Linked DNA regions of Homo sapiens: region 1 is linked to region 2. Evidence: read pairs that join two places in POLR2A ChIA-PET (ENCODE). Cell type or tissue: PC-9. All regions are shown on one strand. Links, peaks and the distances in the headings refer to the core of each region. The heading gives the core; the rest is flanking DNA.

Evidence for each region. ChIA-PET counts read pairs that join two places held together with the same protein. Peaks named below come from ENCODE experiments on the same cell type or tissue, not always from the same donor. Only the 100,000 strongest peaks of a DNase experiment are listed, where the experiment ranks them.
Region 1: POLR2A ChIA-PET joins it to region 2 with 15 read pairs; 12 of 35 experiments call an interaction of 5 or more read pairs at or near these places.

Annotation. Positions count from the first base shown.
Region 1 is chr7:26,174,812-26,190,743 of GRCh38, reverse strand. It overlaps NFE2L3 (NFE2 like bZIP transcription factor 3), which reads right to left. Exons shown (of 4, transcript NM_004289.7): 2 at 12,622-12,801; 3 at 6,960-7,043; 4 at 3,607-6,211. The coding sequence ends at 4,961. It overlaps HNRNPA2B1 (heterogeneous nuclear ribonucleoprotein A2/B1), which reads left to right. Exons shown (of 11, transcript NM_002137.4): 11 at 1-817. Among named protein-coding and RNA genes, the nearest start is that of HNRNPA2B1, 18 kb to the left of the region's middle. RefSeq lists enhancers at 1,949-2,473, 4,874-5,103, 5,124-5,173, 9,641-9,935. In PC-9, for the core only: no CTCF peak of the experiment used is centred there; a DNase peak (open chromatin) is centred at 3,591; H3K27ac peaks cover 7,670 bases.
Region 2 is chr7:26,299,939-26,315,985 of GRCh38, reverse strand. All of the region lies in intron 1 of SNX10 (sorting nexin 10), which reads right to left. Among named protein-coding and RNA genes, the nearest start is that of SNX10, 16 kb to the right of the region's middle. RefSeq lists enhancers at 12,698-13,197, 13,198-13,699. In PC-9, for the core only: no CTCF peak of the experiment used is centred there; a DNase peak (open chromatin) is centred at 8,585; H3K27ac peaks cover 910 bases.

The DNA.
Region 1 (15,932 bases), core at 280-8,279, 120 kb after region 2:
AAGCCTGGTATGTATCCAGTACTAAATAGGTGGGTTAAATGTGGTAATTCTAGTTCAGTGTCTTACCCTGAAGAGAAAGTTGTAGGTTGGCTGTTGAAATTCATTCCTTAGATATGATCAGTTTGATTGCCCGGCTTTATTGCCTTTACAGGAATGTGATACTCAGGGCTTACTCTATACACCAATGAGTCTTCTTTGATCCTAAGACCACCACTGAAGTTGTTTAGGTTCTTTTGGACAAACATGATAAACTTCTTCAGATACTTTTTTTTTCCTTTGGCAGGAAGGTGTCTTGCTGCAGGTAACTAATGAAGAAGTGGTCAACCACAGAGTCTTCAAGAAATAAGAAATTCTGTACCATCTGAAAGTAGTTCTTGTTGGTGCCTTCATTTAAAAAGCACTCTTTAAAATAAAAGGGAAATGTTTTCTGATAAAACAAACATTTAGTTGAGGTTCTTGATATAAAACAATTACAAAATGAGTGTTGTTTGTAAAACAGTAACATCAAATTGGCTAGAGAGATAAATGTATCATGTTTTAAATTAGGTTTTGTGAGTAGACAGATTACAATTCTATTTTAAATATAAAGTTTATAAAATAAATACTTTTTGTATCCAAATACTTGGTGTAATGTTTACACATAAAATGTGTGAATCTTGTTCTATAAATATTTGGTTGTCTAAAAGATCACCATCCCCTAAATTTTTAAAAGCAGTTTCACAAAGCTATGCATATTTTAATATTAACAGGTAAATGAGAAGAGCATTGTGGACATTATTGGCTGTCCCCAATAAAATGCTGTTCATTATGCACTGTATATTCAGCGTTTGAGTACTCCTAAAGTTTCTGGCTTTACTTTTACGTTTAGCAATACTGGTGGCATTTTGAAAATCATGGATTTTAAAGGTTAACCGGCTGGAGTGGTCCAGATTAAGTGGCTTTGCAGAAGCACTGAGGTTTACAATATGTGCTAGATTGTCAAATGTCAATTAGTTTTATTGTGGTTTACACTGAGTAAATGAATATCAGTGTTGCTTTTTAAATGTGTTTATTTGGACATTTATCTGAATTAAGAAAACCAAAAAGACCAGGTTAATTTGTTTCTATGATAATTTGTTTTGGTTTTGATAATGTGAGGTATCTAACAGGTAAGTCAAATTTAACAGCAGGTAACACATAGAAAGCAGCTTTCTGTTTGAAATAGCTGAGTTCGTCAATTAAAGACGTACAAATATCCCAACTTTAAGAAAATTTTGAAGGTTTAAAAATGTGTGGATGTACAAAGACGTTGAACTTTGAAATACATCAGGTTGATATGCATAACCTCAAAATACCAACTCCTATCCAGCCAAGGTCAAGGGAATATCACACAAATAGGGGAGAATTAGGTAATTGCACAATAGACTGAAATGAACTGATTGAAGGAGGGTTTACTGAAGCATGGGGGTAATGTTGGATATTCAACATAGGCTTATTTCCTGTGTGTATATGTTGTGTTGAGCTGTTTCTCTTGTAGAAATTGAAGTTTAAGGTAGTTCTTGTGTAGCTTTGAGACAGTGCCCTAAATGAAGAAAGGCTGCTTTTTGGCCAAGGCTTTATATTGTTGCTGTGTAACAACTTACCTCAATACTTAAGAGCAGTTCAGAGAAACAAACCAGCATCTATGGGTCAGCAATTGGGAGCAACTTAACTGATTCTGGGTAAAGCTCAAGGTTCCAATCACAGAAAACTAGGATTGGAGAATTTTTTTAATATCCAGAGTGGCATACTAACAGCTTTAAAGTTAATCCTGGTTGTCATCTTCCCTCGGTGAGTGATTTGAGCAAGAAAAGCTGTAAAATGAACACGCTCTACGAAGTAGTCGTGCTATCTTGCATCCTTTATGGTCACAGAATGTGGTGGGAGGGTTCTTTTCCCTGGTACAATTACCAAGCAGGCAGGGAGCATTGGGAACTCTCAGATGCCAGCTGTCACACTCAAGGGGGTGCCCTTACTCAGTTTATTCACTAGTGTGAAACCAGATTTCTGTATGTGTAAGCTTTTCCATGTAGCCCAATTTGGTAGATGCCAAATTGCTTGACCTAATAAATACTAGTTAGGCATTGGGAGCTAACAATGTAAGGCAACAAGTCTCAGTTTGTCACTGATGGTTGAAAAGTGGAAAACATCTGTCAGGACACCTGGACTGCATGTTACATAAATTCGCTCTCTTTAAGGTTTGGAACTAATATACTGAGATGTTGACAGGCCCTACATAATTTTTGACATTTCCACTATTTAGTAATGCACTAACACTGGCTTGTTTTGGGGTAGTGGAGGGGAATTGGTAACAAATCAGTTGAGTTGCATGGACTTAACAGAGAACAAATCGTTCAGAGACTGAGATGGGGAATGATTTAGCTACTTGAGTGCGTTTAAAAGACGTTAATATTACCACACAAAACCCTGTATACTGGTTCTGAAGCTCTGCTGAACCGAAGCCTACCTTGAGACCAGGGGACCACTAGAAATCTAGGTCTTTTTTTGCTTGGAGTTGCCGTACAATTGGCCTAAAATCTGATCACACTTGTGAAGATGCTCAAGTGATAGTTTTAATTGGAAAAGGAGATGTCCAACCCACTTGGGTTGTCTTTGTTCTTGTCTTCCTCATTCTGATTAAGACGTTAGATGATGCAATCAAGACTGCTCAACTAGGTAGGTAATGTGGAGGGTCCTAGGCAATGGTCAGCTTTCGGGCATTGGCTTTGTAATCTAGTTGGTTTGCACTGGAAGCCGAATGTGGAATTCCCTTCTGCCTCTAAAACTGGACTGTCAGAAAAGCAGTTGCAGTTTATATACCTTGAATCCAGCATGTTAAGATGGAGGCAGGGTTATGTCAGGAAGCCAGCCCATAGCCAATTAGAGCTTGTGACGCTGGCTGCTTAATGCGCCGATTAAAAGTCCCTTGATGGGAGAGGGGCCCATCAGTTTCAGGAACCTCCACAATACCAAAATGTGGATGCTCTAGCCCCCTTGTATGAAACGTGTATTTGCACGTGGTCTAAGCACATCTCATACACTTGAGTTGTCTAGGTTACCCAATATTTAATCCAAGGTAGAAGCTAGGTAAATGGTATGCTGCATTATGTATGGGGAATAAAGTTCAGTACAGACACTACCATCTTTAAATATATTCAGTTTGCAGTTACTAGATCTGTGTGTGCTATATTTAAGGGTTTTTAGAGTTTAAACTTCAGGCCAGGCATGGCGGTCCATAATCTGAGCAGCTCGGGAGGCTGAGGCAGTCCAGGAGTTTGAGGCTGGATCTTTTATTGGGGCCACTGCACTTCAGCATGGGTAACAAGAGTCACCATGATTACCGATTCTGCTCTCCACTGTCTTTTATTTTAGAGGTTTGAAAAGAATGCTATCTGATAAGCAGGCACTCTTTTGAGTGTACTTAGTAGGATTTCCTACTGAAATGTTTTATGTGTGTTCTTAAATTATAATTATCAAAAGCTTAAGACATTTGAAATACTCCCTTGTAAAAAGCAACAGACTAAAATGATCATTTGAACACCATGAGTCACTGAAGGGGCAATTTTATCTAGAAGCATACTAGAAGCATTTCTGGCAAAATAACAGGTCTTGGGAAACTTTATTATAAAAATCCAACGGTATATATAAACTGCATTTCTCTAGCCCAAGATACTTATGTGATACTCTACACTGTAGCTCCTATGGCAGAAATAATATCTGAGAAACTTCATTTTGAAAATTTGGACATATTAAGCATTATAGTACCCGTCAAAATCTTGATGTTCCCCAAACTTGAGTCATCTAGGTGAGGTCATTGCTGTCTTCAAAAAATTCAGCAATCTCCTGTTTACTGTTCTAGTGAACTTAAGTGAGGTTTTCATTTCAAATGCTATTATTTCTAGAATTTACCTTACCCTGGTTTATTTTCAAATTCACCTGTTTTTTTTCCCTTAATCGCTTTTGCCCATTTTAAACAGATGGTTTCACTGTTGCTGACTCTTTCCCTACTGTTTATATGGCTTACAGTGTTCTGGTGAGATCTCAGTATTCTAAGATGGTGAGGCCATCCCTTCAGGCTGGCTTTACTGCCAGAGATTTTATGGATTTAATATACACACAAGGAGTTACGTTTTTGCAAGTAGCCCATTCTGTCTCTGGTTACATGAGGAAGGCCTGTGGCTCAAACTACCAGTGACCGTAGGTCTTCAGTGCATTCTATATCACATAGTATTCTGTGTGTTAAGTATTGGGGTAGGGGGGTGGATTTGCCTTACTATGGATTTGGCATACTATGTTGACCTCAATTTGGCTTGAGTCTGAGCAGTTTGCTATGCTGCCTTATTTGTTATTCACCTATATTCCTGAATGTGGATATTTTGGAAGGAAAGTAAGGTAAATTTGGTTCAGATTCTGTATAAAAGGGAAAAGTTAATTTTTAATACAAATACAAAATTTATTTCCATAGAAAGCAAAATTTATAAGTTAAATATAAAGATTAAAATAGTGTTTGAAAAGCTCACTATAGTGCTAACAAACTAAATGAAAATAAGGCTATTTTGCATTTAAAACTGAAATACCTCTTAAAATAATTTGATCCCCAGTGTTTGCTCTTTTTGAAGTAACCAACTTACTCTTAAAAAGGATGGCTGCCAAGATGGAAAGTCTTACTGGGTTTTCATGTTAACCTATTCTTTGGACATAACTATGAATTTTGTATACAATGCACTTCATGAAAAGTTGTGGCTCCCCCAGATTGCCCACAAGTGTGATCTTGAAGTCCTAAACATTTGTCCATGTAAGCTTCAAAACAGCGTTAACTGAGTTATTCAAGTAGCAGTACTTAAAGATACAATTCTTGAAGCAGTTTCAATGGTTTCTGATCCAAATAATCAGTTTCTGAACATTACTACTTCACATAATAGAGTCCATCTTCAGTTTCTTCTCACTTTCTCTTTCCCTTTTGGGTTTCCTTTTTGTGGCCTGAGGCCACCAGTTCTTTGGGTACTATCAAGATACTTCCATCATGGGTACACTGGAGAGCATAGTGGTTGGGATTGACTGGCCTACCTTGGTCATCTCTTAATCTACTAAAAATATCATGATAAAGGTCATGCAGTTTCTGTTTCATTATGTTAATAGCTTTGTTACATTGTGCTTGCTCTCTCTTAAGAGTTTCCTTCTTTGCTTGCAAGTTACATACATCATCTTCTAAATTCAAAATTATGTCCAATTTGCGTTTACGACAGTTCTGCGCAGCAACTTTATTTTTCCCTCTTCGTCTGATGTCACGGATAAGTGAGACTTGTAGGTCTGTCAGATAATATCTACTTAACATGCTATTGAAAGAATCAACAGGCATGCCGACAATTTCATCTACAGAAAAAGGGATATGCAAAGCTTTAGCACGCTGTTCATCACGGCTCAAGTTTCTATCTGTGTCTTCAAGGTATCTACTCCTTATCTTCTGTGACTTCCCAGGCCACGGAAAAGGTTCAGAAGTAGATTCTGGTGCAGTTGGCTGTAAGTGGTAAGTGTGGTTATGAAATACGTGTTGAAATGTAAGATCTCCATGGAAATCAGAATCACTTTGATCCAAGTGACAAAGCTTACTGGGTTCTGGGTAGTAGCCACCTACAGCACCTTCTAAGTCATGATGGGAACTAGATTCATGGTCAGTGCAATAACCTATAGCACCTTCATCACACACAGAGTGAGAGGAATTAGACTTGATGACAGAGGTATTATTGTGACTTGAATCTAAAGAAAGGCCAGAATCAGAATCTGGTTCATCAAAAAGCTGAGAAACATCGATTGGATCAAAGTTGTCTTCTGTGGCCAATGACATTAAGTTTATCTCATCAAATATATTTATGTCAAGGTCATACAGTAGGTCTTGGCTTGTTAGATTCCTCATATGATTGTCAACCGGTGAAAGAAATCCTGTCAAATTAGTTCCAGGAAGGGTTTGCTCAGGATTGGTGGTATGAGAATTTAACTGCAGAAATGGTTCTTGTGACTGTGAAGTCCTTGCTGTTGGATCTCTTCTAAATGTATTGTTGGGACAAAGCAAGATGGCCTCATGAAGATTCACATCCTGACTTATAGCCTGGCTGAAGTTTACATGATAATGTGCTGAAGAATTCATGCCATCACTGATACTGCCTGGAAGAGGAATATCTCCCAATGAGATGCCCTGAAAAACGAAGGAGAAACACTTCAAACATGAATAGCCCTATTTCTGAAGCAGTTCTATTACCTAACAACTTTCTTTCCCCTCTTTTGTCAATTCCTCTACATTTAATAGAGATAGATGCTGTTGGCAGTAACTTCCTAGTTAAATACAGGCAATACAATACGAGATGTGAGTCCAAATCAGAATACCTGGAATTCTGAGTAACCTAGAAATTAAGATGGATTAGTATAAAAGCTGACTGGATTTTCTTAAAAAGTCTAATGTTACAATCTTGTAATTTGCTACTTTATAATAAGATGCAACTCATCCTAGCGGTTGGTAATCACATTGTGGAGGGTCAGGGATAATAAACTACAGTGAAGTAGTCTGGAGGAGAGAGGCTGTTTAAATGCCTCTAAGCGCTAAAACTACAAGGCTATTGTGAATATTGCTGCAATAAACATGGGGGTGCAGGTGTCCCTTTGATACACTGATTTCCTTTCCTTTGGATAAATACCTGATAATTCTTTTAGTTTTTTGAGAAATCTCCACGCTGTTTTCCATGACTAGTCTAAATTTGATTATACCTTTGGGATTATTTGGAAAGAGGAATGCTATACATATTTGGTTAATTCTAAGCTGAAGTGCTTCTGTAAAAATAAGCATTACTTTAAACTGCTGTGTCATCCAAGTAAAGGAGTTGTATTTGTTCACCAAAAGGTCAGTGCAGATATGTTCCTGCGAGGATAAAAGCCAAAGTTCCAATTACCTCCAGTGAATTTTCAGGCTGTGATGAAAGCAACTGGAATAAGTCTTCCAGAGAGAAAGAAGTATCTGTCCCATTCAGATGTCTCTGTAGAGAAACACAAAAAGTGCATCTTTCACATAAAAGACTGAACTGGTTGGGGCTTTAGGCTTTATCTTTAAAGGATCACCAGGTATTATTTCCACACTGGATTTTTATGCTATTATGTTCCTTGGTTGGAAGTTCTACTTTTTATTATATTTTGAGACGGATCTCACTCTGGCCCAGAATGGAGTGCAGTGGTGCAATCTCGGCTCACTACACCCTCTGCCTCCCAGGTTCAAAGGATTCTCCTGCCTTAGCCTCCGGAGTAGCTGGGATTACAGCTGTGCACCACCACGTCTGGCTAATTTTTGTATTTTTAGTAGAGACAGGGTTTCACCATGTTGGCCAAGTTGGTCTCGAACTTTTGACCGCAAGTGATCCACCCACCTAGGCCTCCCAAAGTGCTGGGATTACAGACGTGAGCCACTGCAGCTGACCTATTTCTCTGATTATGGTACTCAGTATTTCAACATGCATACTTAAAAGTCCAAAGCTAATCAGTATTTCTATTCCTACCATAAACAACTTCCATGTAATTTTTGGCTAATTGTTAGTTTCAGCTTATTTTGCCCCTCCATAGCCAGCCCTCCCAGTTGGTTACACAATTATATAATTTTGGCCAGGTGTGGTGGCTCACGCTTGTAATCCCAGCACTTTGGGAGGCCAAAGCAGGCAGATCGCCTGAGCCCAGGAGTTGGAGACCAGCTTGGGCAACACAACAAGACCGTTTCTACAAATTAAATTAGCTGGGTGTGGTGGTGTGCACCTGTGGTCCCAGCTACTCCGGGATGGTGAGGCAGGAGGACTGCCTGAGTCCAGGAGGTTGAGGCTGCAGTGAGTCGTGACAGCGCTGCCACACTCCAGCCTAACAGAATGAGATCTCGTCTCAAAAAATATTTTTACAGTCAATACTTATTTACATTTACTCCAATTTGTTTTTTTAAAACCAATTTATCGATGCTTCATCTCACTCCTGGCCTTTATGCTTTAGCCTCTTTCTAGTTGAAAGAACTCTTCAGAGTTCTTTTTAGAGAGGACCTGAGCAGTAAACCCAGTTTTTGTTACATGGAATTATTTTGAGACAGTCTTGTCCTGTCGCCCAGGCTGGAGAGCACTGGTGAGATCTCAGCTCACTGCAATCTCCGCCTCCTGGGTTCAAGTGATTGATTCTTGTGTGTCAGCCTCCCGAATAGCTGGGACTACAGGCATGTGTCACTGCGCCTGGCCAATTTTTATATTTTTAGTAGAGCTGGCGTTTTGCCATGTTGGCCAGGCTTGTCTTGAACTACTGACCACAGGTGATCCACCTGCCTTGGCCTCACAAAGAGTTGGGATTACAGGCATGAGACACCATGCCCGGCCTACATGGAATTATTTTGCCTTCATGCTTAAATGATGAGTTAACTGGTAAAAATATAAGGTTTAATGTTTTCCCTCAGTACTCTGTCTTATGGCATTTATTACTACTGGTAAGTTTGCTCTCAGTGTTATTTATAATGAAACTTTTCTATCTCAGGTAATTTAAAAAATGTTTCTTCTTAGTTCTTGACGTTCTGTTTCAATCTGGTATGTCTAGGACTTAATTTGTTTTCGTTAGGAGCTCTGTGTAGTCCTTTAATCTGAGGACTTTTCTGGAAATATTTTGCCATAAACTCATTTTAAATATTGCTTATCTTTCATATTTTATAGTTTCTTCTGGGACTCCTATTAGAAGTAACTTAGATTTTTCTCTTCTATCATTGTCTCAATTTTGCTTTCATATTTTGCATCTTCTCTGGTATATTCTAGATAATTTTCTTAGATCTTTCTTCCAACTTACCCTTTTCCTTAGCTGTTCACATCACTTCCACTGAATTTTCAATGAAAATGACTTTTTTCATATCTAGAATTTCATTTGGGCTCTTTTCTAGATCTTTTTCTTTTTTCATGATAGTCTGTTCTTGCCTTATAGATTCTGTTCCTATGAACAATTTAAACACTGATTTAGAGTCTTTTTCAGAGGACTAGGAATCCTGACTTTTGCATATGCTGACTCATGGCTATTTATGTCATTTTTAATTCTTAAAAGGTGAGCATTTTGGGGAGCAGTTTTGCATTTTTCTTTTCAAGAACCAGTGTTTATATCATTTTCCAGACTGTACTTTCTCTTGGCCGAGGATTCTTGATGGTGATGGTAGTGTGCATTCAGATCTTATATCTAGCTTTGGGGCCCCCACTGGGGTTCTGATTTCTAAAGGGTAGCTAGAATTGTACCAGTCCCCATTTCCTAGATATTCTTCCAGAGTTGTCATCTGGAAGAATGGAAATGCCAGTGATTCACTGGTCTAACTCATTTCTGTTTTATTTCAACAAGCTTTAAAAGCACCTACTAAGTAATAGCCCAATAAAAGAACAGAAATATCTTGTCAGAGCTACTATAAGAAATGTGGCTGGGTGCAGTGGCTCACACCTGTAATCCCAGCACTTTGGGAGGCCAAAGTGGGCAGATTGCTTGAGCCCAGGAATTTGAGACCAGCCTGAGCAACATGGTGAAACCCCACTTCTACTGAAAATACAAAAAATTAGCTGGGCATGGTGGTGTGCACCTATAGCCCCAGTTACTTGGGAGGCTGAAGTGGGAGATCACCTGAGCCCAGGAGGTTTAGGCTGCAGTGAGCCATGACAGCGCCACTGCACTTTAGCCTGGGTGACAGAGTGAGATCCTGTCTCCCCCGCCGCCTTCCTCAAAAAAAAAAAAAGTGTTAAGTACACGAAGATGTGACGTAAATGCTCAGGCTAGGAACATGGAGATAACACAATGAGGAACCAAGCCTGATAAGAATTAGGCACAAATGCCTGGCTTTGAATGATTAATATGTTTCTGAAAAGTTTTGTCCAAATTGATGTTTGTCCTATGTCAAATTACATTTTAAATTCTCTCCAAGGAAGCTCCCTACTTCATTTGTCTCCTCATTAATATTTAGTAAGTGCCTAGTCTGTGCCTAGCAGTGAATTAGTTTGTTACAGTTCTTGCTTTTCTGGGAAGCCCAGTGAGGGAGTAAAGACGAAGACATACCTGGGAGAAAGGCAATATACAATTCAGTGTTAAATAAGTGAAAGACTAGTGAAAACATCTTTTCCCTCAAACAGAGCTGTGAATACTCAGGGAAGTGGGCAGAAATGTTGTCCTCTTCAACATATATATGGTTCTGTCAGTATTTTAATATAAAAGTCCATGGGTAATGATTTGACAATACAGTATGTATGCTGTGGGGAGAGTGGTAAAACCATACAATGCATCCATTAATTAGGAAATAGATAAGTCAGAGGAGCTGGGGAGAATACCAGCTGGGAAAAAAGAACAGGCAGTTGCCAAATGCCAGGTTGCAATTGAGGGTTACAAAAGGGTTAAAGCTCCACTGGTCAGAGTGAAAATGGGAGGGTTCCTTGGGGTGTGCTCTCTACCCCCTCCCCTTCATCTGAAGAATGTCAAAAAGGGCCTCAAGGAGACCACTTAGAACTCAGTGTGTGTTTTCCGCAGTTTGGGGACACAGAAGCTTAGTGTCCTGTTTTTGCCTGGGAAATATAAACGATGAGAAACCATGCAAGAGCCATAGTTAGGGAACTGGAAAAGGGTCTAAGGGCATGTTTCCAGGTGCTAGGCGGCCAGCAAATGGTTGAGAGGGCCACCTGAAGAGGTGAGATGCATGTATACCACGGAACATTCAGGGAAGAGTCCTAAAGGACCAGCTGCAGTGGAGATGCATTTGCCCCTGTCAAGAGGAAGACTCCCAGCTGTGGGGCCAGGGGTCTCCAAAGAACCTATACACGAAAAGGTGCCCACGTGACAAAGAGTTGTATAATATTTAAATGTATCGCGTGGTCAAGAGAAACAATTTCCTATGTTCTTAGCACCCCACACCCTCAACCCCAGAGAAATCAGCAGGGCAGGCCACACAAAACTGAGGAAAGATGCTGAATTTTAGCCCAGTGTGTTTTGTTTTGGATTTTTCTTTTTTGAGACAGGGTCCTGCTCTGTCACCCCGTCTGAAGTGCAGTGGCATGATGACGGATCACTGCAGCCTCAACTTCCCAGGCTCAAGTGATCCTCCCACCTCAGCCTGCCAAACAGCTGGGACCACAGGCACACACCACTACGCCCAGCTAACTTTTGGTTCAGCGTTCTTGGAAATTACATTGGGTTATACTTTTTTTTTTTTTTTTTGAGACAGGGTCTCACTCTGTTGCCCAGGTTGGAGTGCACTGGTGTGATCACAGCTCACTGCAGCCTCGACCTCCCAGGCTCAGGTGATCCTCCCACCTCAGCCTCCTGGATAGCTAGGAGTACAGGAACACATCACCACACCAACTAATTTTTGTAATTTTTGTGGAGATGGGGTTTTGCCATGTTGCCCAGGCTGATCTCCAACTCCTGGGCTCAAGCGATCTGCATGCTTTGGCTTCCCAAAGTGCTGGGATTATAGGTGTGAGCAACTGTACATGGACACACTGGGTTATTCTTATCAATTGCTGCACTGGGATGGCCAGAGCGATTTTCATTAGTATCTAGAATTTATGGGACCTGCCCTAGATTTCACCAAGGGGCTCTAGGTGGAAGCTGGAGGGGCAAGGGAGTGGTAGGCAGGCAAAGAGAACAAACCTGTTTTCTGATTTCATGCAAAATAAGTAATGTTCCATGTAATATTACATGGCCAGGGCTACCATGATGACAGCTGTCTGAGAAGGGTCAGGGCATGGTACTCTCCATCCTCCAAGGTATTCAAAACACAGCCCTAAACTCCACATTCTGGGAAGGGGACATGCTAAAGCAGGTGATGCCTAAGAAAACCGTCAGGGCAAGACCCCTGAGGGTATGCCTTCCAGGTGGAAGTGCCACGTGGTTATTAAATATCTCGAGTGCCTGTTTGCCATGCTTGTGGGCAGGACCTCAGCAGGGCTGAAGAGAAATCAGAGTACAGCCCAAATGAAAGGAGGAGGAAGCACAGATCGCAGAAAGCATCCATCCCTTCAGCCTGGCTCCGGGAGTTCATCTTTGTACACCTCTTCTCACAGCCAAAGAGTAAGGTTAGGCAATGAGGAGTTAAGGAGGTGGTCCCACTGGACCATGGATGCCCAACGGTTCAGCCAGGCCTGCCAGGAGACTGAACAAAGATTTCAGCCCAAGCCTTAGCTGACATCATGGGTGATTGGCTGTAGGGTTGGTCCTCGGCTTGCTCTCCTGGACTAGGCCAGCCTGGCTACCTGTGCATGTGGCTGGTTGAGGACTCCTAGGTTCCCCATTTCTTCATCACTTGCCTTGGCAAACATAACTAGCAAAACCTGCTAGCAAGGTCCTGGAAGGGGGTGTGTGCACATACACACAAAATCTTGAGTTTAACCAGAGAAAACAATTGTATGGGCTAATTCATTTATAAATCAAATTACTACTCCCATAACTTAAAGACATAGGTATTTTCATATATCATATTTGTTAATAGTAGAGCATACTGTTTTACATGCTCATTCTTGACACAAACTGTCAATGCCACAAAATCTACATTAAAACCAAAACGGCAAGGCTTGAATATTCTGACAGGCTTACCTCATTTCTAGATTCAGTGGTCTTTTCTGCCTCCCAGTCAGGTTTCTCTGCTATTTTGTTTTCATCATCATCATTCTGCTGAAGTGAGTTCTCCTTCTGGGCTGACACCCTTTCTTCATTTTCCTCATGCTGGGAACTATGATCCACAGCTTCGTGCTTTTCTCTTAGTACCCCATTCTCCTATAAAAGTACGAAATTTCATCAAATAAGCAAACAGTCTTTAAAACTGCATTGTGCTTATTGTTCAGGGACCATGAAAACCCACAAGTCAAAAGCTAAGACCGGCATTTCAATATTTCAGTATCAAAGAAACATTTAATTCAGAAACAAAGGTCAGTTTTACATCCTGTCCTGAGACAGGCTGTTCTAATCTGTGCAATTTAAATTAACATGCACTTATAAAGCCCCTGAATTTAAAATACTCATGAGTTAGATTAGATTTGGAAATTAATGTTGCCAGCAGGCAGTTTTAGTTTTCTGTTGAAAATTGATTCCTTCCTTCCTCCCTTCCTCCCTCCTTCCCTCCTTTCGACGGTCTCCCTCCATTGCTGAGCCTGGACTCTACTGCCGTGATCTTGGCTCGCTGCAACCTCCCTGCCTCGGGCTCCCGTGATTGTCCTGCCTCGGCCCGCCCAGTGCCTGGGATTGCAGGGACGCGCCGCCATGCCTGACTGGTTTTTGTATTTTTGGTGGAGATGGGGTTTCGCCGTGTTGGCCAGGCTGGTCTCCAGCTCCTGACCTCGAGTGATCTGCCCGCCTCGGCCTCCCGAGGTGCTGGGATTGCAGAGGGAGTCTCGCTCACTCAATGCTCAATGTTGCCCAGGCTGGAGTGCAGTGGCATGATCTCGGCTCGCTACAACCTCCACCTCCCAGCTGCCTGCCTTGGCCTCCCAAAGTGCTAAAATTACAGCTTCTGCCCAGCCGCCACCCTGTCTAGGAAGTGAGGAGCGTCTCTGCCTGGCCACCCATCGTCTGGGATGTAAGGAGCGCCTCTGCCCGGCCACCCCGTCTGGGATGTGAGGAGCGCCTCTGCCCGGCTGCCACCCCGTCTAGGAAGTGAGGAGCATCTCTGCCTGGCCGCCCATCGTCTGGGATGTGAGGAGCGCCTCTGCCCGGCCACCCCGTCTGGGATGTGAGGAGCGCCTCTGCCCGGCTGCCACCCCGTCTAGGAAGTGAGGAGCATCTCTGCCTGGCCGCCCATCGTCTGGGATGTGAGGAGCGCCTCTGCCCGGCCGCCCCGTCTGGGAGGTGAGGAGTGCCTCTGCCCGGCCACCCATCGTCTGGGAAGTGAGGAGCGCCTCTGCCTGGCCACCCCGTCTGGGAAGTGAGGAGCGCCTCTGCCTGGCCACCCCGTCTGGGAAGTGAGGAGCGCCTCTGCCCGGCTGCCCATCGTCTGGGATGTGAGGAGCGCCTCTGCCTGGCCACCCCGTCTGGGAAGTGAGGAGCGCCTCTGCCTGGCCACCCCGTCTGGGATGTGAGGAGCGCCTCTGCCCGGCTGCCCATCGTCTGGGATGTGAGGAGCGCCTCTGCCTGGCCACCCCGTCTGGGAAGTGAGGAGCGCCTCTGCCTGGCCACCCCGTCTGGGATGTGAGGAGCGCCTCTGCCCGGCTGCCCATCGTCTGGGATGTGAGGAGCGCCTCTGCCCGGCCGCCCCGTCTGGGAAGTGAGGAGCGCCTCTGCCTGGCTGCTGTGCAATCTTCCAAGTGTGAAGTGACAGCCTTTCTGCAGGTGTACCCAACAGCTCCGAAGAGACAGTGACCATCGAGAATGGGCCATGATGACGATGGCGGTTTTGTCAAAAAGAAAAGGGGGAAATGTGGGGAAAAGAACGAGAGATCAGATTGTTACTGTGTCTGTGTAGAAAGAAGTAGACACAGGAGACTCCATTTTGTTCTGTACTAAGAAAAATTCTTCTGCCTTGGGATGCTGTTAATCTATAACCTTACTCCCAACCCCCTGCTCTCTGAAACATGTGCTGTGTCAACTCAGGGTTAAATGGATTAAGGGCGGTGCAAGATGTGCTTTGTTAAACAGATGCTTGAAGGCAGCATGCTCATTAAGAGTCATCACCACTCCCTAATCTCAAGTACCCAGGGACACAAACACTGCGGAAGGCCACAGGGACCTCTGCCTAGGAAAACCAGAGACCTTTGTTCACGTGTTTATCTGCTGACCTTCTCTCCACTATTATCCTATGACCCTGCCACATCCCCCTCTCCAAGAAACACCCAAGAATGATCAATAAATACTAAAAAAAAAAAAAAAAAAAGAAAAGAAAATTGATCAAACAGCTAATTGGAAGCAAACACTGATCAAATATGGAAACTATTTTTTTTTTTTTTTTGAGACAGAGTCTTGCTCTGTCGCCCAGGCTGGAGTGCAGTGGCACGATCTTGGCTCACTACAAGCTCGGCCTCCCGGGTTCACGCCATTCTCCTGCCTCAGCCTCCCCAGTAACTGGGACTACAGGTGCCCGGCACCACACCCGGCTAATTTTTGTTGTATTTTTAGTAGACACAGGGTTTCACCATGTTAGCCAGGATGGTCTCGATCTCCTGACCTCGTGATCCGCCCGCCTCGGCCTCCCAAAGTGCTGGGATTACAGGCGTGAGCCACCGCACCCGGCGGAAACTATTATTATAAACTATTAATTCTGGTTCTCTCTGAAGGTTGGCAACAGGGTGGGAAAGAGTTTACTTCACTTTATACGTGTCTATAACTGTGAATATTTTACAACAAACACATATTGCTTTATTTATTTATTTTTTTGAGTCTCACTCTGTCGCCCAGGGTGGAGCGCAGTGGCGAGATCTCGGCTCACGGCAGGCTCCGCCTCCCAGGTTCACACCATTCTCCTGCCTCAGCCTCCCAAGTAGCTGGGACTACAGGTGCCTGCCACCACGCCCAGCTATTTTTTTTTTTTTTTTTTTGGTATTTTTTAGTAGAGACGGGGTTTCACCATGTTAGCCAGGATGGTCTCAATCTCCTGACCTCATGATCCGTCCGCCTCAGCCTCCCAAAGTGCTGGGATTACAGGCATGAGCCACCACGCCCCGCCATATTCCTTTTATAATCAGGAAAATGATAAATGTAAAACATCTCCACAGATCTATACTTATTTACCCAGATAAGTCCTTCTACCTTAATTTACTTTATAAATAAGGAGACCTAAATAATTAAAAGGCTAGAGAATTCTTCTAAACATTCAAATATGGTTACCATTTAGAGTGTACTGCATATTCAGATAGTTTCAACTATCATGTTAAAAGCTCTCTGGATGTATTTTTTCCCTATAACATTAAAGCTTGTCA
Region 2 (16,047 bases), core at 3,591-11,590:
TGGTCTCGATCTCCTGACCTCGTGATCCACCCACCTCAGCCTCCCAAAGTGCTGGGATTACAGGAGTGAGCCATCGCGCCCAGCCAACTCTAGGTATAATTTTAAGCAAATAAGTTGCAAAAGATACCTTCTAAATACAAATTTGATAAAAATATAAAATCTCAAATTTGTCAGCTTCAATTTTATTTACATAAAAGAAAGCACCCCCTTTAAAACTGCTTTTCTAATAGAAAATATAAATTCACTTCATTTTGTATTATATTCGCTATCTTGCAGTTTTAAAACCCTATCAAGTATTTTGCAATTTTTTTTTTTTTGAGATGGAGTCTCACTCTGTCGCCCAGGCTAGAAGTGCAGTGGCGAAACCTCAGCTCACTGCAACCTCCGCCTCCTGGGTTCATGCCATTCTCCTGCCTCAGCCTCCCGAGTAGCTGGGATTACAGGCTCCCACCACCAGGCCCTGCTAATTTTTTGTATTTTTAGTAGAGACGGGGTTTCACCATGTTAGCCAGGATGGTCTCTATCTCCTGACCTTGTGATCCGCCCACCTCAGCCTTCCAAAGTGCTGGGATTACAGGCATGAGCCACCACACCCAGCCATATTTTGTGATTTTTAAAAAGCTATGACACTTTTGGGACAATGGGGATAGATTAATGTGACCCTGTTTATTAGATAATGTACTGTATAAAGTTAAATTTCCAGGATATGATAATGGCATTATAGTTATCTAGAAAAATGCCTTTCTTCCTAGGTTCAACTCTTGTAAACAAATATTTCTATGATCACATCTATAGGGTTTTCTGTGCACCCAAACATACAAATTCATTATTTACTCCTGACCAATCCAATTAATACATTTTGTTTAAATTGCTTTTCTGATTCATTTTGGTGGACTCTTTTCACTACATATGGCTTCTATTTTGATTCTTTTTCCTGCTATTTTAATCTGCTTTCTAGTCCCTTCCTTGGTTGTTTTTTTGTTTTGTTTTGAGACAGTCTCACTTGGTCACCCAGGCTGGAGTACAGTGGCACAATCTCAGTTCACTGCAACCTCTGCCTTTCGGGTTCAAGTGATTCTCATGCCTCAGCCTCCCGAGTAGCTGGGACTACAGGTGTGTGCCACTACACACAGCTAATCTTTGTATTTTCAGTAAAGACAGGGTTTCACCTGTTGGCCAGGCTGGTCTCAAACTCTGACCTCAAGTGATCCGCCCGCCTCAGCCTCCCAAAGTGCTGGGATTACAGGCATGAGCCACCACGCCTGGCCTGTTCTTTTTTCTTAAAATACTTTATGCAGAATCCCATGCAGTTCACAGGCTATATTCTTGATACTCAACTATGAAACTGAAAGCCACTAGAAAAAAAGGGAACTGCATATACTACGGAAATAGTTGCTAAATCTCAGCAAATTCACAAGTCAATATAACAACTAAAAGCCCAAGGGTTTCAGAGCAATGTGTTTTAAACAAGCCACACAGGACCCATATTATACTTAGTCATAATATAAAAATATTGCCAGTCTGGCTAACATGGTAAAACTCCATCTACTAAAAATTCAAAAAATTAGCCAGGCATGGTGACACACGCCTGTAATCCCAGCTACTCGGGAGGCTGAGGCAGGAGAATCGTTTGAATGGAGGCAGAGGTTGCAGTGAGCTGAGATACCACCACTGCACTCCAGCCTGGGCAACAGAGTGAGACTCCATCTCAAAAAAAAAAATTGAACAGTAGGCACATTATGTCCTTTACAAGAATGGACTACCCTTTGAAAATATATTGACAGACAAGCCATTTCAGTCTAACAAGATTAAAAAGGAATAACTTTTTTAAAAAGAAAATGGTATTTGTTACCTGTCAGAAATTCAGGTTCTTGGGCCAGGCGTGGCGGCTCACACCTGTAATCCCAGCACTTTGAAAGGAGACTGAGGTGGGAGGATCACCTGAGGTCAGGAGTTCGAGATCAGCCTGGCCAACATGGGGAAACCCCGTCTCTACTAAAAATACAAAAATTAGGTGGGGTAGTGGCATGTGCCTGTAGCCTCCCCAGCTACTCGGGAGGCTGAGACAGGAGAATCACTTGAACCCAGGAAGCGGAGGTTGCAGTGAGCCGAGATCGCGCCTCCACTGCACTTCAGCCTGGCGATAGAGTGAGTCTCCATCTCAGAAAAAGAAAAGAAAAAGAAAAAAGAAATTCAGGTTCTTCAGCACTCAGGATTTCATTACCAGTCTGATGACGGCTCAATTTCACATTTTTTTTTAATTATTATGCCACAAGGGAACAATGATCCTTAGGAGGAGAGAGAATGTGGGGACAAACAGGGGGTGGGGTTTTCTTACATGAATGTTCAGGAAAAGGACAGACTTTAGCCACACTCATTTGGCAGGGCCCCCAATTCGTCTAATGCCTAAATTATTTAACCCTTTGTTAACAGGCAGCCTTTAAAGGCATATCATTCCTCTGAATATTCTTTGCATAGAGTCCCAGATATAGTAGGTCCTCCCATGCTGGCAAAACAATCACAAAAAGCTCAGTTAAGCAAACTCAGCCAAAAAAGGTGCATCAGGTAGTGAAGCAACAGCATTGGGAAGAAAGACATCAGTTTACAGGTTCTAACAAGATCAGGAGTCCACTAGATTAATTAAGCAGCTCTAAAGATCTGCTGTACAACATTGCGCCTATGGCTAACAATACTGTATTATACACTGGAAAGTTTGTTAAGAGGGTAGGTCTCCTGGTGAGTATTCTAATCACAATAAAATGTTCTTTTTTTAAAAAGTGGGGGCAGGTATCTGCTAAATGGTTTTTAGTTAGCCTCGTTCTCTTTTTGTGGCTGTGTACTATTCCATGATGTGAATGCAACACACTTCATTTCACCAGCACCCACTGATAAGACATTCTCGTGCTACTATGAACAGTACGCAGTAAATACCTGCATGAGTAAATTTCTGTAAGTGGAATTGCTGGATCAAGCCATATCATCTGAATCATCAAGATATTGGCAAAGCAACGTATTTACAAATGAGTGGGTTGTTTTCCTGTATCTTCCCTAACATGATCCGTTTGCAAAATGTTTTATCTTTGTCAATCCTAGATAGGCAAAAAATGGCTTATTTCAATGTGATTTAATTAGTATTTTTTTTCAATTATGCATAAGAGCAAGCATTTTTCATGTGTTTAGGTGCCACTATTTTCTTTTTTTTGAGACGGAGTCTCACTCTGTCACCCAGGCTGGAGTGCAGTGGCGTGATCTCGGCTCACTGCAACCTCCGCCTCCCGGGTTCAAGCGATTCTCTTGCCTCAGCCTCTTGAGTAGCTGGGATTACAGGCAAGCGCCAACACGCCTGGCTAATTTTTGTATTTTTAGTAGAGACGGGGTTTCACCATATTGGCCAGGCTGGTCTCGAACGCCTGACCTTGTGATCCGACAGCCTCGGCCTCCCAAAGTGCTGGGATTACAGGCTTGAGCCACCATGCCCGGCACCACTATTTTCTTTTATACAAATTGTTTATGTCTTTCAATCATTTTCTTACAGAGTTCCTGTTCTTTTCCTTATTGGTTCATAGGAGTTCTTTTTGTATTAGGGAAGTTAATCCTTAATACATAACATAAAGTTCAAGTATATTTTTCTGGTTTGTAATCTGTTTGTTTTGCTTATGGTGGTTGCTATGCCAATACTTTTTATTAGATAATGAATTTTATGAAGGTTTTCCTTATGGCTTCCAGGCTTTGCACCATCCTTACAAAGACCACTCCTACTCCAAAGTTATAAAAATATTCTCCTTTAGATTTTTCTAGAGACCAGTCATCTGTGAACAGTGAAAAGTTCTGTTCCATGGTCATGAATTACATCCTTGCCATAATGTGCTATGGGCCATAATGTACAGAAACTAAATTTTTTTGAAGTAACTTTTGTTTTCTGATATTGTGTAATTTATAAAGCACTGTTCCATGACAGCTGACGAGGCAGGCAGTGCAAGACTTATTTGTCCTACTTTACCAGAGAAGTTAAATCACTGCCCAAAGCCACAGAGCCTGGTGCAGACACAAATGCAATGCCAGCTGTTCTCTTATCTCCTCGACACTGCCTCTCTCAACAAAAGGGCAACATCCACGTGCGTGAAAATCTTAAAGGATGTCTCCAAAGTCTTGTTCATACAATTTCAAAATAAAATAACTTTTCTATTCCAAAACAGTATTTATTTAAGTGGGCCACACAGTAATCCAATTAAACAGTGACTCAGCCTCAGAGGGCTGAGCCAATGTTCTCATCAATTGACAGAATTCCATGTTCCTATAGTGTGCCTCTATAACCCTTCAAAATTTAATTGAAAAGTAAGAGATGTAAATGTTCCCAGATGCCCATGGATTCTGTGAAGAGCTGTGTTTCTCAATTTGAAGAGATGGAAGGCAAGGTATGTCTAAATCACCAGGGGCTCTTTTCAACCCCACACACCCTGACAATTCCCTCCCCCCAGTGCAACAGCCCTACACTACAAGAGTATCTTATGCCTTCTCAAGTATGTCAATGATAGAAAAAAATTTTAAGCCACTGGCCAGGTGCAGTGGCACTTTTGGAGGCCGAGGCGGGAGAATCGCTTGAGCCCAGGGGCTCCAGACCAGCCTGGGCAATACAGTGAAACCCCCTCTCTACTAAAAATATTAAAAATTAGCCAGGCCTAGTGGCGCAAGCCTGTAGTCCCAGCTACTTGGGAGGCTAAGGCATGAGAATCCTTGAACCCGAGAGGCGGAGGTTGTACTGAGCTGAGATCCTGACACTGCATTCCAGCCTGGGCGACAGAGCGAGACCCTGTCTCAAAAATAAAAAGAAAAAGAATTTAATTTAAAAATGTTAAACCACTGTCCCAGATAACGGGGTATGCACTTACACAATCCCTATAAGCCTCGCCCCTTCGGTTCCCTGGCCACCCCCTCAGCCAAGCTCTTCTGTACACTCCAGGTGTCTTTTCACAGAGACCAGACTATTAATAGTTCCTCAGCTTGGCCAGGCACGGTGGCTCACGCCTGTAATCCCAGCACTTTGGGAGGCCGAGGTGGGCGGATCACGAGGTCCGGAGATTGAGACCATCCTGGCTAACACGGTGAAACGCCATCTCTACTAAAAATACAAAAAAATTAGCCAGCCGTGGTGGCAGGCGCCTGTAGTTCCAGCTACTCGGGAGGCTGAGACAGGAGAATGGCGTGAACCCCAGGAGGCGGAGCTTGCAGTGAGCCGAGATGGCGCCACTGCACTCCAGCCTGGGAGACAGAGCGAGACTCTGTCTCAAAAAAAAAAAAAAAATTGTTCCTCGCCAGATCCTTCCTCAGTCCCCTCGTGCTGCTGTACTCTCGACATTCTCCCCTTTCCACCTCCCCACCCCCAACTCACCAAGGTGGCTCCTTCCCAGCTTCAGATCTTGGTTTAAAGGCCACCTCCCCAAAGAGGGTTCCCTAACCACCCACTAAAGCAGACTCCCCTAGGAACTCTATCCTTTCATTTTCTCCTCGGACTTTGTCGCAGTCTATATTAATTTATTATTTATCTATTAATCTATTTTCTTGAGGATTATATGTCCTCTGAAAAGTCCCTTGAGGGCAGGGACCTTGCCCAATTATTTATGCTTTACAACTTTAGCACTTAGCACAGTGCCTGGCATATTGTCAGTGCCCAGAAAATATGCAGTATATTAAATTTGATTGAATGAGTTCCAGCTGGTTTTCTCCATTTCTGCATCTCCATCAAGTTTCTAAGCCGCCCAACCACCTGGGAAGGGAAGATGGGTTGACAGTCGCCCGCCTCTCGGGCCAGCCCACCTGTGAGCCCACTCATGGTTAATCATTCGTCTTGTGAGGAAAGAAAGCATTTAGCCAGCAACAACGCAGAGTGAAGTGGCCTCTGTTTTCTATCTTTCCTCCTAAACTAACTCCACTGGACTGTGGAGGATGAGACTGGGGAATAATGTTAAAATTATGCCATTAAAAATCCAAAATAGCAATAAGGCCAAAAAAAATTGTTTACTATGTCCCAGACACCGTGCAAAGCTTGCAACATGTATTATCTCATCTAATCCTGGTAAGGGCCCCAGAGGCCAGGTATCATTATTACTTCAATTTTGCAAATAAGGAAAAGGCACCTAAGGCTGTGCAGCTGATCAAGTGAAGAAGCCAGGATCGCGGCCCAGGCAGCCAGACTCAGAGGAGCCCTCACCCTCACCACAAGGTACCCCTACATCCAACAGGGCACCCAAGCATCCCCCTTAGAAATAAATGCTTAAAAGACAGCAGTGAGTGAAAAATACCAACCCAAAGTGAGTTACTAACGGCTCAAATGCTTTAGGGATGAAGGTTGGGGGTAGAGTTCTTCCCACATACATGAACCCGGGAGAAGCCAACAGCCGGATACCTGAAAAGACGTAATACTTATCTTCCGAAAAGAGGTAATACTGAGAAAAGTGCAGTGCATTCACTCGGCAGACCTGGTTAGGGTCACTAGCTATGAAGGGCCACCTAAGGCTAAGCAGAGGACAGTGGCAAGTCAGTCCAGTACATAATCACTGAGAACCGACTGGGTGAGCGTTCCAGGTTTGGTCCTGGTGAGGGATTTTTTTTTTTTTTTTGGATGATTAAGTAACACTCCTTGAGTTCTAATACCTAAAGATGTCAAGACTCAGATATGAAACAGGCCACTTCTAACGCAATGCTCACTGTGATGTGCCAGAAGAACTGCACTGATAGCAGGGCTAACCGGAAGAATGGAGGGGGAGGCTTCATGGAGAAGGCAAGGCTTGACTAGGTCTTGATGCTCGCATTAGGACAGGCAGAGAAAACAGGACCAGCCTGTGGTGATTAAGAGGCAGTAATGAGTTTGGGAGAAGTGAGGGGCCCAGTCCCCCATGAATGGAGGGCTGTGCTGGCAGAATATCACAAGGGGGTTTGTCTGAAGAGCTGTCTGAGAAACTCAAACTCAAAGCATTTTTTTTAATTCTCTTACTCAAAGACAATCGATCAACATAGAAGATTGCTGTGACCAAGTGTGTGGGGACTTCTTCCCACCAACAAGCAAGCAATCAATTCTGCAGTAGATACCAGCTGGGTGTCCTCCAACCCAGTTCAATTCTGACCCTACCTACCTGGGGACATTATCAGATCCCAGAGGTTGAGGCTCAGACCCAAATGACTGCCCCCACTTAAAGTGCCCATCTCAAGCCCCAGGCTGTTTCGCCTGTGCTTCTGACTCACTGGCTATAAACTGGGGATCCCATGACCTCCTCCTTGGGTTTGATTAATTTGCTAGAGCGGCTCACAAAACTTATTACTGGTTTATTATAAAGGATAGTACAAAGGACACAGATGGAGACGCACAGGACAAGGTATGGGTATGGAGCTCCCATACCTCCCCAGGTGCACCACCCCCCAGGAACCTCCACGTGTTCAGCCTTCCAGAAGCCCTCCAAACCCTGTCCTCTTGGGCCTTTTACACAGACTTCATTGAACAGGGATGACTGAAGCAGGGGCAACCATGCAGAAATATGATTGGACAAAAAGGACATGACCCAATACTAACAGACTGAGTGGGGAACCCAGAAAGGCCTGTCTGTTCAGATTCTTCTGGGCCGCTTGGTGCAACATTGCTTCCCCCAGGGTAAAGGGCAGAACCCCTCCTGAAATGAGGGTCTTATGATCTACAATCAGACAAGGTAAGTCTGAGAATTTCTTTATGGAAACACAGGGGAAGATTAGCCTTGGGGAGAAAAAGGAGCAGGTTGAAGGGAGAACAGGAGAAAGTCAGCAAGAGGTACTGTTTTCTGAGGCCTGCTTCTGAGGCCTAAAACACCCAAACACTGTAACAAGGGCTATGGGATTTATGGGCCAGGAACTGTGGACAAAACCAACATATATATCATAATATCACAGGCTGTGGTAAGCATTTTAGGATTGGGAAGTCCCTGAAGAACAAAAGGAGGAATTTGGACTTCTATCCTGTTGGAAGGCAGGGATGGAGTAAGTGGAAGCTTGACATGATGGCAGTGATTCATCTGGGATGGGTGTTGGAAGGATTGCCAGGGAGAGAAATTACAAGCCATGAGCTTCATCAAAAGACTGATGAAGGTAAACTACAGACTGTCCACTTTGGGTGATGATAATGTATCAGTGCAGGTTCATCAACTGTTACCAATGTACCCCCACGGTGCTGATGTTGATAATGGGAGAGGTGGGTTATGGGGAGCAGGGAAGCTCTGTACTTTCATTTTTGCTGTGAATCTAAAACTGCTCTAAAAAATAAAGACTATTAAAAAAAAAAAAAGAATGCTAGCCTGGGCAACATGGCAAAACCCCATCTCTGGAACAAAAACAAAAAAAAATGCAAAAATTAGCTGGGTTTCATGGCACGCACCCATAGTCCCAGCTACTCAGGAGGCTGAGGTTGGAGGATGGCTTGAGCCTGGGAGGCAGAGGTTGCAGCGAGCTGAGATCGTGCCACTACACTCCAGTCTGGGTGACAGAGTGAGATCCTGTCTCAAAGAATACAAATAAATGAATAAACAACAAGAAAAACTTGGACACAGGGCATGATTGAGAAAAGGGAGTCAAGGATGACTCACAGGCCGGGTGACTGGAAGAAGACTGGTGTTCCCAGAATGGGGAAGTTGGAAAAGGGGGGCTGTTTTGAGAGGTAAGAAAGAAACTGGAACATGTTAGGGTGTTGGGGACATCCAGACGGGAGAGACAGTCTTTAGGCGTCTGGAGAGCAGCTTGGGGCTGAGATAAGGAAAGGATACAGGGATGCAGATGAGAGAAAAAAATTCAACATTTAATGTTCTGCTTTTAAACAGAGAGAGAAATTCTCTTTTCTAAAGGAAAAGCATCGCAACTCACTGGAAATAACCCTCTTTCCTTCACGGTGCCTCTGTCATGAAGATCCACTGCTGAGGAGCAGTTTAGAGGGGAATGCCCCCCTAAAGTGAGCAGGATGAGCACAGTGAGTGGTAAAAGTAGTGTGAGGCATTTGACTCCAGACCACCTGGTTGTGAATTCACATTCTGCCCTTTCCCAAATTACTTCATCTCTGTGCTTCAGTGTTCTCATCTGTAAGAGGAGATAACTGCCTGCTTCATGATCTACTGTAAAGATCAAATGAGCAAGCATGGAGGCCTGTGCCTGGCTCCGACTGTGCCAGCTGCAGTCACTGTTCATTCTCAGACTTTCCCAGGACCCCCAATATGAAAAATGCTGAGGTGCCTTCCTCATGATCACAGAGCATTTGTTCCTTTACAAAAATTTTCTGTCTGGGCACGGTGGCTCATGCCTGTAATCCCAGTGCTTTGGGAGGCTGAGGCGGGTGGATCACTTGAGCCCAGGAGTTCGAGACCTGGGCAACATGACGAAACCCATCTCTACAAAAATACAAAAACATTAGCCAGGCATGGTGGTGCGTGCCTGTAGTCTCAGCCACTCAGGAGGCTGAGGTAAGAGATCACCTGAGCTCAGGAAGCTGCAGTGAGCCATGATCATATCACTACACTCCAGCCTGAGTGACAAAACAAGACCCTGTCTCAAAAAAAAAAAAAAAAATTCTCTTCAAGCATCTTTTTTGTCAGATAGGATAATAATGTTTAGGGAGCAGAATATTTTAAATCTAAATGCTCTGAAACTCAGCCACACTGTGGCCACTCCCTGCAAGAGTTGGATCATTTACTCACGGATGTCCAATGCCTGGCCTTGATCTAAGAAGCCTAAGATAAGTAACACAAGAAAGTCCTTTTAAAAAGTGGGTGAAATGTGGCCAGGTGCAGTGGGTCACGTCTGCAATCCCAGCACTTTGGGAGGCCAATGCGGGTGGATCGCTTCAGCTCAGGAGTTCGAGACCAGCCTGGCCAACCTGGCGAAAACCCGTCTCTACAAAAAAAAAAAAATACAAAAAATTTAGCCAGGTGTGGTGGCTCATGCCTGTAGTCCCAACTACTCCAGAGGCTGAGGCACGAGAATCGTTTAACCCTGGGAGGCAGAGGTTGCAGTGACCCACGATTGCGCCACTGCACTCCAGCTTGGGCGACAGAGAGAGAGATTCTGTCTAAAATAAATAAATAATTTTTAAAATAACAGAAGTGGGTGAAATGCCAAAGTTATTATTCTTAAACTCTTACTTGCTGGCAATAATGACTGTAATCCAAGGGCATTTGACATGTGTCTGTCTACAGACTCAGTTTGGCAAAGTCCTCAAAATAGACGCCACCGTTTTTCAAGGTTTCCCAACCACTAGTGAAGCAAGGTGACTAGCAAATCGCAGCATCCGGTCTGCGTCTGGTTGTAAATCTTTAAGCTGATTTCCCAACATAGGAAGTTTCCTGTGTGTTTAGACAGAAAGAGCTCAGTTTCTCAGGGTCTGATCATCTGCAGACAAGCTGATGAAGAGACCCCAAGTTGTTTGCTGTGAGATTCCAGAGCCCAGAGCTACAGTAACACTGCCTGCCCCCTAATCCAGACAGTGACCTTCGGGGGCAGCAGGAAGAGCACATCTTCTCCCCAGCTCTTCCAAACGCCACTCTACAATAAGAGCTGCTACATCAGTGAGAAAGGGGAAGATAATTACAGTGTGATAGAAAACTCTTTTGTGTGTGTTTGTATTTATAACTTCTAAGGAGTGTTGGTTCCCTACATATAAAGCCCGTTGTTCTGCCCTGTACTTTGACTTGGGTTTGTAAGTTGAAGAGAGGAACTGGGGAGTATCCATAGTTACAGAGGAAGAAGACTGGAGCTCACGGACAAGTGAGGGGGATGGAGTGAGGGGTAGGGATGAGAGGAGGAAAGAGGGACCCAGGAGACTATGCAAGATCAGGAGCCCCACAGGGGACTCCAGTGAAGTCCACTCAACTAACAAAACACATGGTAGTAGTGGTGGTGGATTTCTCCATCCATGAGGGAAGGGGCTGAGTTTGTGTCGGGGCTGACACCAAGGTAAAAAAGAAAGCACATGAGGCCTCCCCCATCCACCCCCTCCTCCAGGGAATTCGCAGAAAACCTGGGCAGGGCTTTGGATTTCCCTGGGCCGGGCTTTGGATTTACCTGGGCCATGGACCTGTGGGTTCTCACCAAGCTTAATCAGCTCTCTAAGGAGATTAAGGAACCCGGAGTTAAAAGATGACACCGGGGTTAAAAAAGAATGTGTGATTCTTCCCCAAAAGTAATTAAACAGTTTGATTGCACTATTTAGCATCAAATGCCACAGGAATGCACTGAAAAGCAAAGAATTAGGGAGTACCCATCCCCATTTGTGTTCACAGGCCTTATACAGCTCAAGTTCTTCCAATGAAATGTGGTAAAGTGGGACTGAAACAAACAACTGCAGTTGATAATTCTTGCATACCTCCCCAGACACACCCCCACTTCTTTCAAGGTTCCAGGACAGTCAAGCTTGTGCGGTGTAATCCCCCCTGACCCTCTCCCATCTGCCCACACCCCTGGCCCTGCCACCAGACTCAGCCATTTCTATGGACACATGGCAGGACTGGAGTGACACGTTCTGATGTACTTTAAAAGACTGCTCTGTCTGCTTCTGGAAATTGGATCGGAGGGGAACAAAGTGGAACCAGAGAGACTCGATCAGAAGCTAATAGGAAAGTAACAATGGCAACCTGAGATTCGGGGCAAGGGGGTACTGAATTGGAGAATCAAGCAAGACCTTCAGAGAGCTCAGAAGTGGGCTGAAGATGAGAAACGGCTCCTAGGTTTCTGGTCTAAACAAACAAATGGAAGGCATAGGCCTTCATTCAGATGGGGAAGGCTGGAGGAGACGGTGCTGGGGTGAGTAGGCAAGCCGAGGAGGAGTGACCCAAGGCTACAGAAGCCAAGTTTCCAAGCCCTAATCTGCACAGTGCACCACCACGTTCCCACATCTCGCTTTGTATTCTCAATTCTATGTTCCTTTTCTTACAGAGGACCCCAAACTATGTAAGTGTTAGGCCCTTACAAAACTGGGGAGAGGATCAAGTATTGGGCAAGTTAATATGAAATGTCTGTGACAAACCCAAGAAGCCACAGTCAAATTCAATGTTAAATATCTAAACCTGGAGCTCTCAAGAGAGCTAGATATCCACACCAGGGAATTAGTAGTTTATTAACAACACTTAAAGTCATAGAATGAAACCAGCTTGTCCTGAGTGTGTCATAGCCTCTGGATCACCCAGGAATAAGATACAAGTCCCTAGGTCTCATCCTAGAACTACTGAATTGGAATACTGAGACCCAGAAATCTGCCTTAACAAGTTTTGCAGATAATTCCTATGCACAGAAATGTTGGAAAACCACAGATCTAGGGAGAAAACATAGAGAAAAGAAGAGGGCTCAGAACAGGCCCCAAGGAGCTGTCAATTGGAGGAATCAGAGAAACCAGAGAAACAAGCAAGGGAATGGAGCAGAGTGGCCAGATGAGTAGAGGAAAGGTGAGGAGTTCGGCATGATGAAGACAAAAATGTACAAAGAGGGTCGGAGGAGCCTGAAAGACTGCATCAGAGGGCAATGAGCCCTTGGATGGGAAGCTGTGTGCAGGCAGGGCCAGGCAGGCCACACTGAACCATGTGCAAGTAGAGAAGCCCCAGCCAGAGAAACAGCGACGGGGAGTTAGAGGACTTGGGCCTTGGGAGAGGAGTGAAAGTGCAGCTTCAGTTTTTGACTTTCCAGTTCCAAGCAGTTGCCTTTGAGTTGTCTGCAGTATCCTTACATTAAGCCCCCAACTCCAATGCTAACTTAGGAAAGTTTCTCTTCTTTAAAACCAGCAACAGCTGAAGCACAAAGGGATGAATTTGCAAGAATACTGTAATCTTGAAAGAATCATGACAAAGCCTTTCAAAGACTTTAGGGGATCTGCCACCAACAGAGTTGAAGCTAACGCATTCTAATTCTTAGTAGCTGATTTTAGCTGAGGAGGATTCTTAATCAATGTGTTACCTCTGATCTCCCTTCCTTTAGGGTCCTCTCATTCTCTCTCTCATTTCTGAGACCATCAGAAACAGGTTTTTTGTTTTTGTTTTTGTTTTTGTTTTTAGATGGAGTCTCACTCTGTCGCCCAGGCTGGAATGCAGTGTGATTTCGGCTCACTGCAACCTCCGTCGCCCTCCCATCATGTTGGCCATGCTGGTCTCAAACTCCGGGCCTCAGGTGATCCACCCGCCTCGGCCTCCCAAAGTGCTGGGATTACAGGCATGAACCACCCTGCCAGGCCAGAAATAGATTTTGCCTAGTGATGGCAAAACTGGGGTCAGAACTCCAAGCCCAGCCTTTGTGGGTATGCAGCAAAAGTGGTCACCAGGGAGCAGGGAGTACCAGAAACCGAGGGTGCACCCCGCAGAAAGCAGCCACGCTGGTGAAAACAAAGAATAAGAGTGCACAACACACAAGACGAGTAAGGTATTACCCGAGGGTCCTGGGCAATACGTAGGCCAGGCTGGGGCGTACTGTGCTTAAGAGAGAAGCTGTACAAAAACGTGAAAGAGGAGGCTTGCTGCACACAGAGGGAGACCATGTGAATGGAAACACAGTGCTGAGGTGGGGTTGTCTTGGGGCTGCAGAGGTGGCCCCCATTGTCACTGCTGGTGCCAGCCTGCGTAGAGTCCATCTCCTGCCTGCAAAGGAGTTGGCTCTCAAGGTCACGTCAGGGCAAGTGCCCTACACTGATGAGAGCTGTGTAAGATTCTGGGCCCACACAGCTTGAGATGGGTCTTTCTGTTTCTCTGATACCCAGAGAACTTTGACCACATGCTAAAGGGACCTTTGCAGAATCAAGGAAGCATAAAAAGGCACAAAGAAGGAAAATGCACACCTGAGATGGAAAATGGGAAGGGAGATTGGAAAAAAAGGAGATGAAAATAACCTCACACCACTGATGTCAAAGTTAAAATGCTCTGAGGTATTTTACAAAGCCCTGGTTGTCTATGGTATAAGGGAAAAAACGTATGACCCAGTCCCCAAGTTACAGCCTTTTATAATCTACATGGATTATGTTTGAGGATCAGAAGTGGTAACCTCAGAGTCCTATGCCTAACGATGTACCCAGTATGACTTTTAAATTTTTCCCTTAATAAAAAACTTTTAAATCAGAGAGAGTGCATTTTGACTCTAAAAGCAAACTCAATGGTGGGACTCTTAAAATAAAGTACTGGAAAAAAAAATGGGTATGGGAACAGCTGTGGCTCAAATCCTGTCTCCTCCATTTGTTCAAGTCATGAAATATCTCTGAATTGTCGAAAATGTCTGTAGCATCTCCTATATCACAGGAATAATGAGATAATGTAAACTGAAGTACCCAGGACAGTGTGTGGTACATGGTTGAGTACTAAATAGATGTTTCCATCTCCTTCCTAAAACATGCCATGCCAAATAAACACAAAATGTTCCTGGAAGCATGTCAGAAAGCCTTGTCACACTCCTTGGACACAGGACTTGTCCTGGGTGAAGTCTGTCTTTGGCCTTTGGTGCCCCCTTTGGTTCCCCCTCACCCTCTTTTTTGTTCTCTCATCCCCAGGAATCCAAGGCTTCTTAAGGCACAGCACCTTGGAAGCTATTAGGAATTTAGTAGGCATTTCCAGCCTGAATCTAAAAAGGAGCTCAAGACTTCCCTTTCCTATCTTCCTAAGGGATTCGGACCACATAGGGAAAAGAAAAAATCAAGGACATGACATCTGTAGTTCATTATAAATTCTGCCTTGCCAGCCACCTTTCTTGAGCACAAGAGAATATACACATTTAACTATACCAATGAGTAACATAAGATCTGGCCTTGTTAATGCCAGAAAGCCTGGTTAGACATACACTCTGTGTGTGGTTTTTGGGGGGATTTGGGAAGGGATAGTGATGCTGAGAAAACACCAATGAATACCAATGATGAAGTAACATAACTAGTTTTAAGCTATACTCAGAAAACACAACTAAACTGAGAGATGATGGCTTTTTTTTTTTTTTTTTTTTTTTTTGGAGACAGAGTATCACTCTGTCACCCAGGTTGGAGTGCAGTGGTACAATCTCGGCTCACTGCCACCTCCACCTCCCAGGCTCAAGTGATTCTCCCATCGCAGCCTCCCGAGTAGCTGGGACTACAGGTGCTCGCCACCACACCTGGCTAATTTTTGTATTTTTAGTAGAGATGGGGTTTCGCCATGTTGGCCAGGCTGGTCTCGAACTCCTGAGCTCCAGTGATTCACCCACCTTAGCATCCCAAAATGCTGAGATTACAGTGAGAGACACGGTGCTCGGCCTAATTCTTTTAAAGCACTTAAAGACCACGAAATCCAGGGTAAATCACCCTTCTGAATTAAGCAATACTCTTGCTGCATACATCCTGCCTTCAGAGATGGAGGCTGGGATAAACCTTTTAAAATAAGTAGCAGAAAAGGCAACTGGGAACACTCACCTGGAAATTCAGAGGACCAGGTCTTCCACTCTAGCAGAGACCACCCCTCCCTAGGCAGTTCAGCTGGGAGGCTCTAGGCAGGAGGGCCCTGTTAATACTTCAAATCATTTTGTTATTTTTTTCCACAGGTCTTAAGTATTATTTTATTTCAGGATAACAGACTTATTATCTTTAAAAATAAAAGATTTAGGGCTAGATGTAGTGGCTCATGCCTGTAATCCTAAACCCTTTGGGAGCCAAGGCAGGAGGATCCCTTGAGGCCAGGAGTCTGAGACCAGCCTGGGCAACACAGCAAGACACAGTCCCTACTCCCCTAAGCCAAAAAAAAAAAAATTATTATTTTGGCACTTTGTTTTATTTTTATTTATTTTTGAGACAGAGTCTCGCTCTGTTGCCCAGGCTAGAGTGCAGTGGCATAATCTCTGCTCACTGCAACCTCTGCCTCCCAGGTTTAAGCAATTCTCCTGCCTCAGCCTCCCGAGTGGCTGAGATTACAGGCATGCACCACCATGCCCAGCTAATTTTTGTATTTTTAGTAGAGATAGGGTTTCACCATGCTGGCCAGCCTGGTCTTGAACTCCTGACCTCAGGAGATCCACTCGCCTCGGCCTCCCAAAGTGCTGGGATTACAGGCGTGAGCCACC